Linked DNA regions of Homo sapiens: region 2 is linked to region 1. A link is a contact called in ENCODE Hi-C or POLR2A ChIA-PET data. All regions are on one chromosome and are shown on one strand. The core of a region is the stretch at or near the end of the contact, and the rest is flanking DNA. Distances in the headings are between cores, read along the strand shown. Region 1 holds the start of C12orf57 (chromosome 12 open reading frame 57). Region 2 has its middle 35 kb from the start of SLC2A3.

Evidence for each region. Hi-C counts contacts between places; a loop is a spot of excess contacts on that map. ChIA-PET counts read pairs that join two places held with the same protein, here RNA polymerase II (POLR2A). Pooled maps may share reads with other maps.
Region 2: a loop to region 1 is called in a pooled map, with 4 times the contacts of the local background. The contact joins the enhancer-like site here to the promoter of C12orf57 in region 1. A Hi-C loop is called at or near these places in 5 of 50 pooled maps. POLR2A ChIA-PET finds 5 or more read pairs at or near these places in 8 of 52 experiments (CD4-positive, alpha-beta T cell, GM12878, OCI-LY7 and 4 more).

What each region holds. Positions count from the first base shown.
Region 1 is chr12:6,939,523-6,946,033 of GRCh38, reverse strand. C12orf57 (chromosome 12 open reading frame 57) reads right to left here and starts at 2,012. Exons shown (of 3, transcript NM_138425.4): 1 at 1,861-2,012; 2 at 1,382-1,558; 3 at 32-263. The coding sequence starts at 1,912. The coding sequence ends at 112. RNU7-1 (RNA, U7 small nuclear 1) reads right to left here and starts at 2,218; the gene lies at 2,156-2,218. It overlaps ATN1 (atrophin 1), which reads right to left. Exons shown (of 10, transcript NM_001940.4): 8 at 5,011-5,154; 9 at 4,480-4,660; 10 at 3,713-4,287. The coding sequence ends at 4,254. RefSeq lists enhancers at 185-795, 1,356-1,505, 1,045-1,624, 1,516-1,635, 1,936-2,125 and 3 more and a silencer at 1,463-1,722.
Region 2 is chr12:7,967,637-7,974,147 of GRCh38, reverse strand. No RefSeq gene overlaps it. Among named protein-coding and RNA genes, the nearest start is that of SLC2A3, 35 kb to the right of the region's middle. RefSeq lists enhancers at 2,658-3,371, 4,797-5,509, 5,510-6,222. Within about 2 kb of position 3,392, at least 38 of the 41 ENCODE cell types and tissues checked have a DNase peak (open chromatin) inside an H3K27ac peak, as active enhancers do; they include CD4-positive, alpha-beta T cell and GM12878, where a contact is called at or near this core.

The sequences.
Region 1 (6,511 bases), core at 763-3,262:
TGTCAGGTCCGCAAGAGACTGACACCAAGGCTAAGTCACAGGCGCATTTATTATTGTCTGGAACATCAAGGCCTTTCCTCCCCTGGCAGTGGCACAAGGGAGGGCCAACTCTCAGGAGGCGGCCACGCTGCCACCAGCAGCAGGCCCATGGGGTGGCAGGGTCATGGGCGGCAGAAACAGCGCCTTCAGCTTGCCTGACAGGCTGGCGATCTCAGGATCCTGGGCTTCGTAGGACTTGACCAAGCGAGCAAACTTAAGGACACCTGCAAGAGGGAGTGGAAGGTCAACCCTTCTCCTAAGGACCAGCGTGCCTAAGACACCTGGAGGGGGTGGTAGTCTAAGCATGAACTGCTCCCCCACTGGCTGGGCAGCTGTTTGCCAAACAGGACGCATGCAGGCCTCTGTCCCGTGTGGTTTGGATGATGACATTTGGTCTACACTGGGCACAACTAGATGGGATGCAGTGAATGAAAATGTCCCAAGGCAGTGTGCTTCTTGCTCTCAGGTGAACCATTTTAGCAGTTTAGTCACTGGAACCCCAAGAATGAACACGAGACCCCAGGTCTGTAGCTGGAACTCAGGAAGGCTATGAGGCAGCAGAGCTGAATCAGTCAACACCTTTGGGGAACACCAGGATCTCACCAAAAATTTAACCACCAACCCCCCCCAAACAAAAATTAGCTGAAACACCCTGGAGAGACTGCAGCCACTGCTGTCATGCAGACATGTCACTAAAAGGTGGCACAACAGCATTTAAGTCCAGCTCTGCTACTCGAGAGTCTGCACCATTAGAGTTTGCTTCCTCATCACAAAATGGAATAATAATGTGATTAACAGTACAGGTTGACCATCCTTAATTAGAAAATCCAAAATCTGAAATTATGAGTGCCAGTGTGAGGCCGAAAATGGAAAATTCCACACCTGACTTCATAGTGGGGGGTGGGGGAGACTGTAGTCAAAACGCAGTCAAAACTTTGTCTCATGCACAAAATTATTCAGACTATTATATAAAATTACCCTCAGGCTATGTGCATAAGGTGCGTGTATATGAAACAAAACAATTTCGTGTTCAGATTTAGGTCCCATCCCCCAAGATATCCATGTATATGTAAATATTCCGAAATCTGAAAAAACCCGAAACACTTCCGGTCCCAACCATTTCGGGTAAGGGATACAGAACCTCTACTGTACAAAACGCAACTCGGACGCACAAGCTCAGGGTAGACCCTGGGCTCTGAGTGCCAAGAATGTTAGTCAGATTGTGGCTGCCGCCGTGTGGCGAGAAAGGGGACAACCGCTCATGGGCCCACAGATCCGGCGCCCTCTCCCGACCCAACTCCCGCCTTCCCGCGTCTGACCCGCCTTCCCGCGTCTGACCCACCTTCCCCGTCGCAGCTGAAGCCATAGGCTTTGATAACCTCCTGCTGGATCTGCGTGGCCACGGGCAGCACGAATTGCAGCATCTTACCCATGTCGTTGCAGGCGTTATCCCGAGCCTCGTCCATGCGCACTGCATTCTCCGGGGCGGAGAACGCCTGGATCACCTCCGCGAGGACCACTGCGCGCCAGAAGCATCCCAGGGAGGCGTCCCGGGTAGGCGTCGGAGAACAGACAGCGGGCCCAGCGGAGAGCGCAAGGAATTAGTGGATTGAGGCTGTAGGTAACCCAATAAGATCCCAAGTCTTGGGGGCAAGCGCCCCACTTAGAAGGACGGTACCCGGCGTCCCCTACCCCATTTTCCCGGCGGACGTAGCCAGGTTTGTCGCCCCACATCCTCCGCCCGCATCCTCCCCAGACCAGCAGCCCATGCCTTGACTACCCCAGGCCAGCAGCCTATGCCTTGACTAGGACGATTCTCACCCTTTGCTTGCTCAGCGCTCAAGGCCGCCGGTTGGGTCGAGGCGGACGCCATAGGGCGTCTGAAGCTCTAGGTTCAGCGGAGGTAAATGGAAAACTCACGAATAAAGAGCCACGTCCTACAACCGTTCCCAACGCCCCTGGGAGCGGAAAGGAAACAGCATCCGGCGCAGCCGGAAGCGCCCAGGCGTGGCCCAAACCTTCATACCCCAAGCTTACAACTGCATCAAGACCACCAAAACTACCCATAATTTTTGCACAGTGAAAACAATCTATCATTGGCAACAAACATCATAAGAGGGGCTTTCCGGTAAAAAGCCAGAAAGCCTACTAGACAAATTCTAAAAGAGCTGTAACACTGCTGCGTATGTGTTTGGAGAGAAGATGGGATATAAAGGAACTCCACAATTGATGAGGGTGAGCTTAGGTGACTTTTTTCTTGTTCCTATTACTGTATAAACAACGACGCATGTGGTAACTTTCAGTAGGAAAAATAATATTCTAAGGAACTTACTTAAGTCATTCATTTCTAGAGTTCGCGAACATTTGTTCTCAGCCCATGCAAATGAGTTCGGTGCTGATTGGTTGAGAAAGCAGCCAGTCACAGCCCCTTCGTTGTTGTTAAGCCCGGAGACCTGGATTCGGCAGTAAAGGCCCAGAGCAAAAGCCGTTGTCGCAGTTTCCTAAAGGCCTTGTCTATTGATGAGCGATGGAGCCTAATGCCCGGCCCGATTTCCCTTCCCTTCCAGGCTTTTATCACCCACTCCCTTCTCAAACTGTAGGTGGTTAAGGATGCCAGGTACTAATCGCCTGGACCTATTAAAACTAGCCCACCCCACCCCCGCTTCATAACCGGCTTTGTTTTTTGTTTTTGAGACGGAGTCTTGCTCTGTCGCCAAGCTGGAGTGCAGCTGGGGGGGATCTTGGCTCACCATAACCTCCACCTCCCGGGTTCAAGCGATTCTCCTGCCTCAACCTCCCAAGTCGCTGGGACGACAGGCGCGCGCCACCATGCCCAGCTAATGTTTTGTTTTTAGTAGAGACAGGGTTTTGCCATGTTGGCCAAGCTGGTCTGGAACTCCTGACCTCGTGATCCGCCCGCCTCGGCCTCCCAAAGTCCTGGGATTACCAGCGTGAGCCGTCGCGCCTGGCCTCATAACCGTTTCTTAAAGTATTCCACGGAAAGGTTTCAGGACTCTGAAGCCCTTGTTCCGGAGGACTCTGGTGGCTCCTAGCAGTGAGACCCGTCTGAATAGATTCCTAGAACTGACCACGTCAGAGGTGGGCCTGTCCCAGGCCTCTAGTGTTTGGTTGGTTGGGGTGTCTTTTGTTTGTTTGTTTTGAGATAGGGCCTTGCTCTGTCACCCAGGCTAGAGTGCAGTGGTGCGATCATGACTCACTGTAGCCTCGACCCCCAAGTGATCCTCCCACCTCAGCCTCCTGAGTAGCTGGGACCACAAGTGCACCACAACCCCCAGCTGATTTTGTCTTAAGATGGGGTTTCTCTATGTTGCCCAAGCTGGTTTCCAACTCCTGGGCTCAAGCAATCCACCCGCGTCTCACAGGCATAAGCCACAGAGCCCAGACCGAGGCCTCCACTGGCGCGCAGCGGTCCTGCCCAGCCTTGGGGCAGGAGGGGGCACCAGCACCCATGGTACCGCCTCCAGCTGAGTCAAGGCTCTGGGCTCTTCAGGGATCCCCTCTCCAATTCTTCCCAGCCCCCACACCCCGTTCCTTAAGAAGGTCTGGTCTCTTCCCGCTTCCCTGCCAGGCCCTGGCTGCAGTTCTCTCTAAGCACCGCTGCACTGAGACCCAGCCTCACCCCCATATCCCGCAAAGAATAGTCACAGCCATGTTCCTGGGGAGTTGTGAGGATGTTTTTGTTTGGTTGGTTTTGGTTGGGATGTTTTTTTAAGAGCGTCATATAGATATTTATATATATAAATTATTAGTGTGGGGAAGGGGCAAGGGGCATACATTGCAGAGGGGGCGCGCACACAGGGATCGGGGAGGGGCAGGGGTGGCACACGATGCTACGCAAAACAGCCACATCTAACAGATGAAATAATCACACCAACGGGGCAGGGGAGGGGCGGCGGCCACAGGGGTTGGGCATGGGGGAGGAGAAAAGCAGGGGGGACAAGGAAGAGAGACCTGGTCCAAGATTCTGTGCGCTTTCTGTCCCCATCCTCGCCACCTCCCCACCTCTGCACACCACATCGGGCCTTGGCCTTCTGTCTGTCCCTCCCTCCCCCACTCTCTGTCCAGCTGCGGAGGCCCTGCAACTGAGCAGCACCCTCTTGGCTCTGGGTGGCAGGCCAAGGGCACGGTGGGGGGAGGGTGGGGGTGCTCCAAGGTCCAATGTAGGAGCCATGGTGCTCTCTTGATCGCAGGTTCTACAGTGGCTTGTCGCTTTCCTTCTTCAGGTGACTAGGGAAGGGGCAGTGCATAGCAGAGAGGTAAGAGACTTGAGACCAACTCTGACCTTGCCCCCTCTTACCGAAGGGGTTGGGAGAGGAGGGGTTCCCTCCCCCAGGAGCACGGTGCCCAGCCGTACCATGCCCACAGCTCCTCCCAGGCTCGCTGAGCCCATGTCCCCTGGGCTGGGGCACCCTAGGGTACCTGTAGTAGTCCTCCTGGGCAGGCAGCGGCACACTGTGCAGCGGGTGATGGGCATGCAGCCACTGCTGCTGTTCCAGCGCCAAGCGCTGCAGCTCAGCTGACTGTGCGTGCATGGCCTGCAGCTGATGAGCTGCTGACATCGGGGCAGAAAGGGAGGCCGGCAGGTCCCGGTAAGGGGCAGCTGTGAGCAGGAAGGGCAAGGGGCATATGACCAACGGATAACAAGTACCTGCTCTGGACCAGGGGATAGCCAGCTCCTTTACATACAAAGGTAATGAACTAAAAAGTGAGGTAACACACCCAGTTCTGTAAGTTGCCAGTGGTAGGGTGGAATTGGGATTCGAACCTCTTAGGCTGACACTAAAACTCGTGCTTCTCTTGGGCAGAGCTCCAGCTCTCCTATTCCCATGCCCAGCTCCTCTAGGCACCTCCTCATCCCTCCCCAAGCCCAACTAGGCCCATCCCCCCACCCAAATACCTCCTTTCTGCCCTTTTCTCATTGGAGCTGCCTACCCCAACTTCCATCCTTACCAAAGAGCTGGTGACGAAGAACTTCGTTCTCGTGCAGAGGGTGAGGAAGCAGGGGGTTAGGGAGAGTTCCAGCTGGGTAGGGGATCCGGGTAAGGTGAGACCCTGAGGCCAGGGGGTCAATGAGAGGGTGCACCGAGGCAGAGGCTGGAGGGCAGAGAAGAGGAAGGTGTCACCAGAAGGCAGGTTTGGGGCAAACCATGCATTTGGGTGAAGGGATCCAAGCCTGGGAACTGAGTCAGACAAACACAAGGAGGTCCAAAGTGGAACAAAGGCAGAGTGGAAGAACTAGAGGCCTGGCAGGGGTGGACAGGCTGAGCCCTACTGGAGGAGGGACATATGGATGACACAGGACAGGAGATTACAGTCATCAGAAGGGTCTGAGGGGAAGGACAGAGAGAGGTAGACTGCGTGAAGAAGGTGGAAGATGATAGAAGTTTAGAAAATAAGACAAGAAGAGGCCGGGCACAGTGGCTCAAGCCTATAATCTCAGCACTTTGGGAGGCTGAGGCAGGCAGCTCACCTGAGGTGAGGAGTTCAAGACCAGCCTGGCCAAGATGGTGAAACCCTGTTTCTACAAAAAATACAAAAAAATTAGCCAGGCAGGGTGGCACACGCCTATAGTCCCAGCTCCTCGGGAGGCTGAGGCAGGAGAATCGCTTGAACCTGGGAGGTGGAAGCTGCAGTGAGCCGAGATCGCGCCACTGCACTCCAGTCTGGGCAAAAGAAAAAAAGGAAGCCGGGTGCGGTGGCTCACGCTTGTAATTCCAGCACTTTGGGAGGCCAAGGCGGGTGGATCACAAGGTCAAGAGATCAAGACTATCCTGGCCAACATGGTGAAACCCCGTGTCTACTAAAAATACAAAAATTAGCTGTACTTGGTGGCACACGCCTGCAGTCCCAGCTACTCGGGCAGGCAGTGCCTGCTGAGGCAGAAGAATCACTTGAACCCCAGAGGCGGAGGTTGCAGTAAGCCGAGATCGCGCCACTGCACTCCAGCTTGGTGACAGGGCGAGACTCCGTCTCAAAAACCAAAAAATGGTGAAAGGATAGTAAGTAAAGCTCATTATCGCCTATGACACCCAAACCCAAAGCTACAGGGCCCTTTCTAGAAAGTTACAGATCTAGAGATGGGGAAAAACATGAAAGACCTCGCAGAGGGAGAAGAGGAGAAAATGGCAAAAAATGAGTTGAATCCAGAGAAATCAGAAGATAGGTTTGTGGGTTGGGCACGGTGGCTCACGCCTGTAATCTCAGGACTTTGGGAGGCCGAGGTGGGTGGATCGCTTTGAGCTCAGGAATTTGAGACCAGCCATGGCCAACATGGCGAAACCCCGTCTCTACCAAAAATACAAAAAGTAGCCAGGTATGGTGACACACGCCTGTAATCCCAGCTACTCCAGAGGCTGAGGTAGGAGGATCACTTGAGACCGGGAAGTCGAGGCTGCAGTGAGCTGTGATTGCGCCACTACACTCCAGCCTGGGTGGCAGAGCCAGACCATGT
Region 2 (6,511 bases), core at 2,143-4,642, 1.0 Mb before region 1:
AAAGTTTGAAGATCAACTTAAATAATGTATTTAAAAGATTTTTATTAAAATACCATACGCATATTAAGACAAAGATGTAGCCCACTTGTTTCTGTTTAGAATTTACTATTTACTGCCAAAAAATAACAACCCAGGCCGGGTGCGGTGGCTCACGCCTGTAATCCCAGCGCTTTGGGAGGCCAAGGTGTGTGGATCATCTGAGGTCGGGAGTTCAGCACCAGCCTGGCCAACATCATGAAACCCTGTCTCTACTAAAAATTCAAAAACATTAGCCGGGCATGGTGGTAGATGCCTGTAATCCCAGCTACTTAGGAGGCTGAGGCACGAGAATCGCTTGATCCCAGGAGGTGAAGGTTGCAGTGAGCCGAGATGGCCACCACTGCACTCCAGCCTGGGTGACAGAGCAGGACTCCGTCTCAAAAAAAAAAAAAAAGCAACCCAGCAATCTCATTCCTAATTATACACCCAAGAGAAAAGAATTCATACATTGAGCAAATGACAGGAATGTTTATAATAGCTCAAAACTGGAAACAATAACGCGTACATCAGTGGGAGAATAGATAAATAAATGTTGGCATAGCCAAAGGTGGAATACTACTCAGCAGTAAGAAGGAATGAACTACCAACACCACCACATAGTACTCATAGACACTATGCTCAGTGAAAAAAACATCTGAGCACAAAAGAGTACATACTGTATGGTTCCATTTAAAGGTCACGAACAACAAAATTCATTGATGATGACAGAAGTGAAAATTGTGATTTCTAGCTGGGAGTGGTGGCTTATACCTGTAATCCCAGCTGCTCGGGAGGCTGAGGCAGGAGAATGGCTTCAACCCGGGAGGCGGAGGTTGCAGTGAGCTGAGATCACACCAGTGCACTCCGGCCTGGGTGGACAGAGCAAGACTCCATCTCGAAAAATAAAAAAAAAAAATCTTGGTTTCTTCTGGCAAGGGCGGCTGTAGACTTGAACCGGCACAAGGAGCCTTTTTGAGGAGCAAGAAATGTTAAAGAATCTAGATTTTGCCAGGCTCGGTGGCTCATGTCTGTAATCCCAGCACTTTGGAGGCCAAGGAGCGGGGGGCGGGGGGGTGGATCACCTGAGGTTAGGAGTTCCAGACCAGCCTGACTAACATGGAGAAACCCCATCTCTGCTAAAAAATACAAAATTAGCCGGGCATGGTGGCGCGTGCCTGTAATCCCAGCTACGCAGGAGGCTGAGGCAGGACAATCACTTTAACTCGGGAGTTGGAGGTTATGGTGAGCCAATGGCGCCATGCACTCCAGCCTGGGCGACAGTGCAAGACTCCCATCTCAAAAAAAAAAAAAAAAATTAGCTGGGCATGGTGGTGCAAAAAAAAAATCTAGATCTTGATCCGGTTAATGTTTATGCCTGTGAATACAGATATAAATATTCACCCAACTGTAAACTCCAGATTAGTGCATTTTTATCTGCTTTATTGCATGTGCCCTTCAGTAAAGTAGAAAAAAATAAAAGACAAAAATAAAGGAAGGAAGAACTCACCCTCAATTCTATCACCACTAGAAAACAATGTTTTTTTTTTCTTGAAATGTTTGCATTCTAACCGCCCCAGCACTAAGAAGAGGTTCAGTTTTGTAATTGGAACGTCTGATGAGCATCTGATGAGTGGATCTAGAGGTTATCCCCTCATGTCGAGTTGATGATGATATTTCAGCTTCTAGACTTGAGCAAGATGACAGCAAAGGGAAGCGGAAACCCTGGGTCACTGGTTCAGGAAGACGGCCAGGTTTACATCAACGTTGCAACAAATCTGGTGGCTTTTTTTTTCGTTTCGTGTTGCTGTTTCTTTTCTTCCTCTTCATCTTTGGGTCCGTTTGCTACTTTTCTTGGATTGATTTTCCACTCTACCCCACTACACAACGTACTCTTTGGGGAGGAGGGGGGTCTTTACATTTTCTTCCACTCTCCGACTTTCCCATATTTTCTCATGTGTCTCAGTGAATTCAATGGTATGTGCTAACATTTTCTTTTATGAGTCTATTCCAGGGGCTCACATCCTGTCCCCTGCCCGAGGAGCCTTCCAGTAGCCTTTACAGCCGCATTCTCAGGCTTTCATCCACTCTTTTTGAAACAGCGCCTGTGACATTCCCACTCATTACAGCGTGCCCCTCCCATGCCTCCAGGAAATTCTCTGTTTTCCCACCGGTTTTCTACTCAGCAGCTATTCTCAGTCTAATGCGCTTCATTCACCGTCAGCCTTCCTCAGGAAGACATAAAAAAAGGGTGAAAAAGAACATTTATTTCTCAGGAAGGATTGGTCAGCTGACTAAGTTGTCTGAGGGTCTAAAAAGATGAGGGGGTAACTCAAAGCATAAATGCTTGAGGAGATGGATACCCCATTCTCCATGAGGTGATTATTTTACATTGCATGCTTGCATTAAAACATCATGGACCCCATAAATATATACACCTACTACATACTCACAAAAAAATTTTTTTAATTGTTTTTAAAGGGGAAGGGGAAGGATTAGCAGAAATACTATAGGTGAAGGGGAAACAAAAGTATGTGTCTTATTGTATGCGCCTTCCCTTTTACATTGAGTTGCTCTAGTTTCCCGGTTGTTTCTGTTTCCGTAGTGTTTGGTTCATACGTGGTACTTACGTAAATATTTCACCAACATATGAAAAAGTGAATGCGTGAGGGAGAAAACCTGTAAGTCGTGATTGAAAAATGACAGGCTAACTGCCCAAGATTCAGGATGCTGAGCTTTCTAAGATGATGAAAATTTCTGTGCGGATTGGGGTAGTGGCAACACTGGTGTGTGTGTGTGTGTGTGAGAGAGAGAGAGAGAGAGAAAAGTCGTCCACCTGCACACCTAAAAGGTTTGAATTGTATTGTGTACATTTTATACATAAAATTGACTTTAAAAAAGACTCAGCGTGCTGCTCGGGCATAATGAAGGGAGAGAGTTTGTAAACATAGGAGGCTGTGTGGAAGCGTGAAATGTGAAACGTGGAGTGTACGTGGGAAAGAAGAGCAATAAAAGGACCTGCAGCTAAAGAGGCAACGTGGTCGGGTGAGAGGAGGGGATGGGGATGGAAACTCACACAGCTGAGTGGGGCTAAAAGGGACGTTTGAGGATTACTGGCCTAGCACAAAACATCTGCCCTTAAGGCGAAACCCTCTTAAAACCTTTGGCGGCTTTCCAGAGAAGACGCCGATTCCTGAAAATTGCAAGGCTCTCCGGCGGGCTGGGAGTGGGAGGCGCTCCCGGTGTCCCCCAGCATGTGGGAGTCGGCGGGACCTGAGCCCCGCCTTCCTGCAGCGGCCGGGACGTGCCGTGTGGCACGCTACCCGCCGCGCGCGCATCCTGTCCCCCGCCCTCGGAATCCCAGCACGGGGGCCGAGCCCCGAGCTACATTCCTCCTCCTCCTTCTTCGCCACCCAAAGACTCACGCATACACACATTTTTCTTTCGTATCTGCTGTCTCAGCCTCCCTCGGGCCAATTTGGGTAAATGCGTCCAAGAGGAAGAAATAAAAATGAAAAGACTGACAGTTTAAAAGCATGTGGAGGGCTTAGAAGATAAAGACGAGTGCAAGAAAGGGAGAGCGCGGCCGGCCGCGGTGTCTCACGCCTGTCATCCTAGCACTTTGGGAGGCCGAAGAGATCGGATCACTTGAGGTCCGGAGTTCAAATCCAGCCTGGCCAACATGGTGAAACCCCGTCTCTACTAAAAATACAAAAAAATTAGCCGGACCTGGTGGCGGGCGTCTGTAATGCCAGCTACTCGGGAGGCTGAGGCGGGAGAATCGCTTGAACCCGGGAGGCGGAGGTTGCAGTGAGCCGAGATCGCGCCACTGCATTCCAGCCTGGGCAACAGACTGAGACCCTGCCTCAAAAGAAAAAAAGAAAAAAAAAAAAGGAGAGCGCGTACTGTTGCGGAAGGGGCACTGCTCGAGAAACAGAGACGAAGGGATGATTTTCAAGTAATCAAGACACCGAGAAAGACAAGATTGGGGATGGAAGAGCAGTAAGAATTAATGGAGACGTCCAAGAATTGTAGTTCGGGCGCGGTGGCTCATGCCTGTAATCCCAGCACTTTGGGAGGCTGAGGTTAGTGGATCACCTGAGGTCAGGAGTTCGAGACCAGCCTGTCCAAATGGCGAAACCCCATCTCTACTAAAAAATACAAAAATTAGCCGAGCATGGTGGCGCACGCCTGTAATCCCAGCTACTGGGGAAGCTGAGTCAGGAGAATAGCTTGAACCTGGGAGGTGGGAGGTGGAGGTTGCAGTTAACCGAGCCACTGCATTTCAGGTTAGGTGACAGAGTGAGGCTATGTCTCCAAAAAAAAAAAAAAAAAAAAAAAAAAGAAGAAGAAGAAAAGCAAATGGGTAGTTTGTTTTGCATGCTTCTTGCCAGGCAGAAAAGGTGCTTGAGAGGAGAAAGAAGTGGAAAACTGGAAAGGGGGGGAATCTAAATCAAGGACTTTATTTTCCTTACTGTTGAGTTGTAAATACAGTCCTCCTTTGACATTTATCTTCCCCTTTTTCTATGGTTTAAAAACAGGTGATTTGGCTGGGCATGGTGGCTCACACCTGTAATCCCAGCAGTTTGGGAGGCCAAGGCAGGCGGATCACTTGAGATTACGAGTTCAAAGACCAGCTTGGTCAACATGGTGAAACCCTGTCTCTACTAAAAATACAAAAATTAGCTGGGTGTGGTGGCAGGCACCTGTAGTCCCAGCTACTCGGGAGTCTAAGGCAGGAGAATCGCTTAAACCCAGGAGGTGGAGGTTGCAGTGAGCCGAGATCGCACCATTGCACTCCAGCCTGGGAGACAGAGTGAGACTCCGTCTCAAAAGCAAAACAAAACAAACAAAAAACAACGTGATTTATATATCATGGCGTTGTATTTATGTATTATGTAGTTTTTTTTCTTTTGACACAGGGTCTCACCCTGTTGCCCAGACTGGAGTGTAGCAGAGCGATCACGGCTTCACTGCAGCCTCAGACTCCTGGGTTGAAACAACCCTCCCACCTTCCTGAATACCAGCTATTGTCCCAGCTTCCTGAATACCTGGGACAATAGTTGGGACTATGGGCACAACTGTCTTGGGACTAAATTTGTATTTTATTTTATTTTATTTTTATTTTTTAGAGACGGAGTTTCGCTCTTATTGCCCAGGCTGGAGTGCAGTGGCGCGATCTAGGTTTACTGCAACCTACGCCTCCCGGGTTCAATCGATTATCCTGCCTCAGACTCCGGAGTCGCTGGGATTGCAGGCATGCACAACCACTCCTGGCTAATTTTTTTTTTTTTTTTTTTTTTTTTTGAGACGGAATCTTGCTCTGTTGCCCAGGCTGGAGTGCAGTGGCACCATCTCGGCTCACTGCAGCCTCCGCCTCCCGGGTTCAACCGATTCTCCTGCCTCACCCTCCCAAGCAGCTGGGACTACAGGCGCGTGCCAGCACGCCCAGATAATTTTTTTTTGTATTTTTAGTGGAGACGGGGTTTCACCATATTGGCCAGGCTGGTCTCAAACTTCTGACCTCGTAATCCACCCGCCTCAGCCTCCCAAAGTGCTGGGATTACAAGCGTGAGCCACGGTGCCTGGCGGCTAATTTTGTGTTTTTAGTAGAGATGGGGTTTCTCCATGTTGGTCAGGCTGTTTTGGAATTCCCGACCTCAGGTGATCGGCCCGCCTTGGCCTCCGAAAGTGCTGAGATTACAGGCGTGAGCCACCGCGGCCAGCCTGTATTTTATTTTTTGTAGAATCAGTGTTGCGCTAGGTTGCTCAGGCTGGCCTCTAACATCTAGGCTCAAGGGATCCTTCCTGCCTCTGCCTTCAGAGTAGCTAGAATTACAGACACACATCACCATGCCCAGCTTTGTTTGCTTGTTTTGAGATAGGATTGGCTGGTTTTGAACTCATGGACTCAAGCTATCCTCCTGCCTCAGCCTTCCAAAGCGGTAGGATTACAGGTGTGGACCACCGCTCCCAGCCTGTATTTTATTTTTTATGCACTTGGTAGTGCCCCTTCATGACACTTAACATAAACTTTCAGCCAGGAACAGTGGTTCCCACCTGTAATCTTTGCCCAGGTGGGAGGATTGCTTGAGCCTACAAGTTTGAGACTAGCTTGGGCAATATAGTGAGACGCCAATCTCTATCTTTAAAAAACTAAAACATTAGTCCGGGCGCAGTGGCTCACGCCTATAATTTCAGTACTTTGGAGGCCGAGGCGGGTGGATCACCTGTGAGGTCAGGAGTTTGAGACCAGCCTGGCCAACAAGATGAAACCCCGTCTCTACTAAAAATACAAAAATTAGCCAGGCGTGGTGGTGGGCATCTGTAATCCCAGCTACTCGGGAGGCTGAGGCAGGAGAATCACTGGAATCCAGGAGGTGGAAGTTGCTGTGAGCCGAGATCGCACCATTGCACTCTAGCCTGGGTGACAGAGCAAGACTCTGTCTCAAAAAAAAAATTTTTTTTCTAATAAATTTTAAAAAAACAAAACATT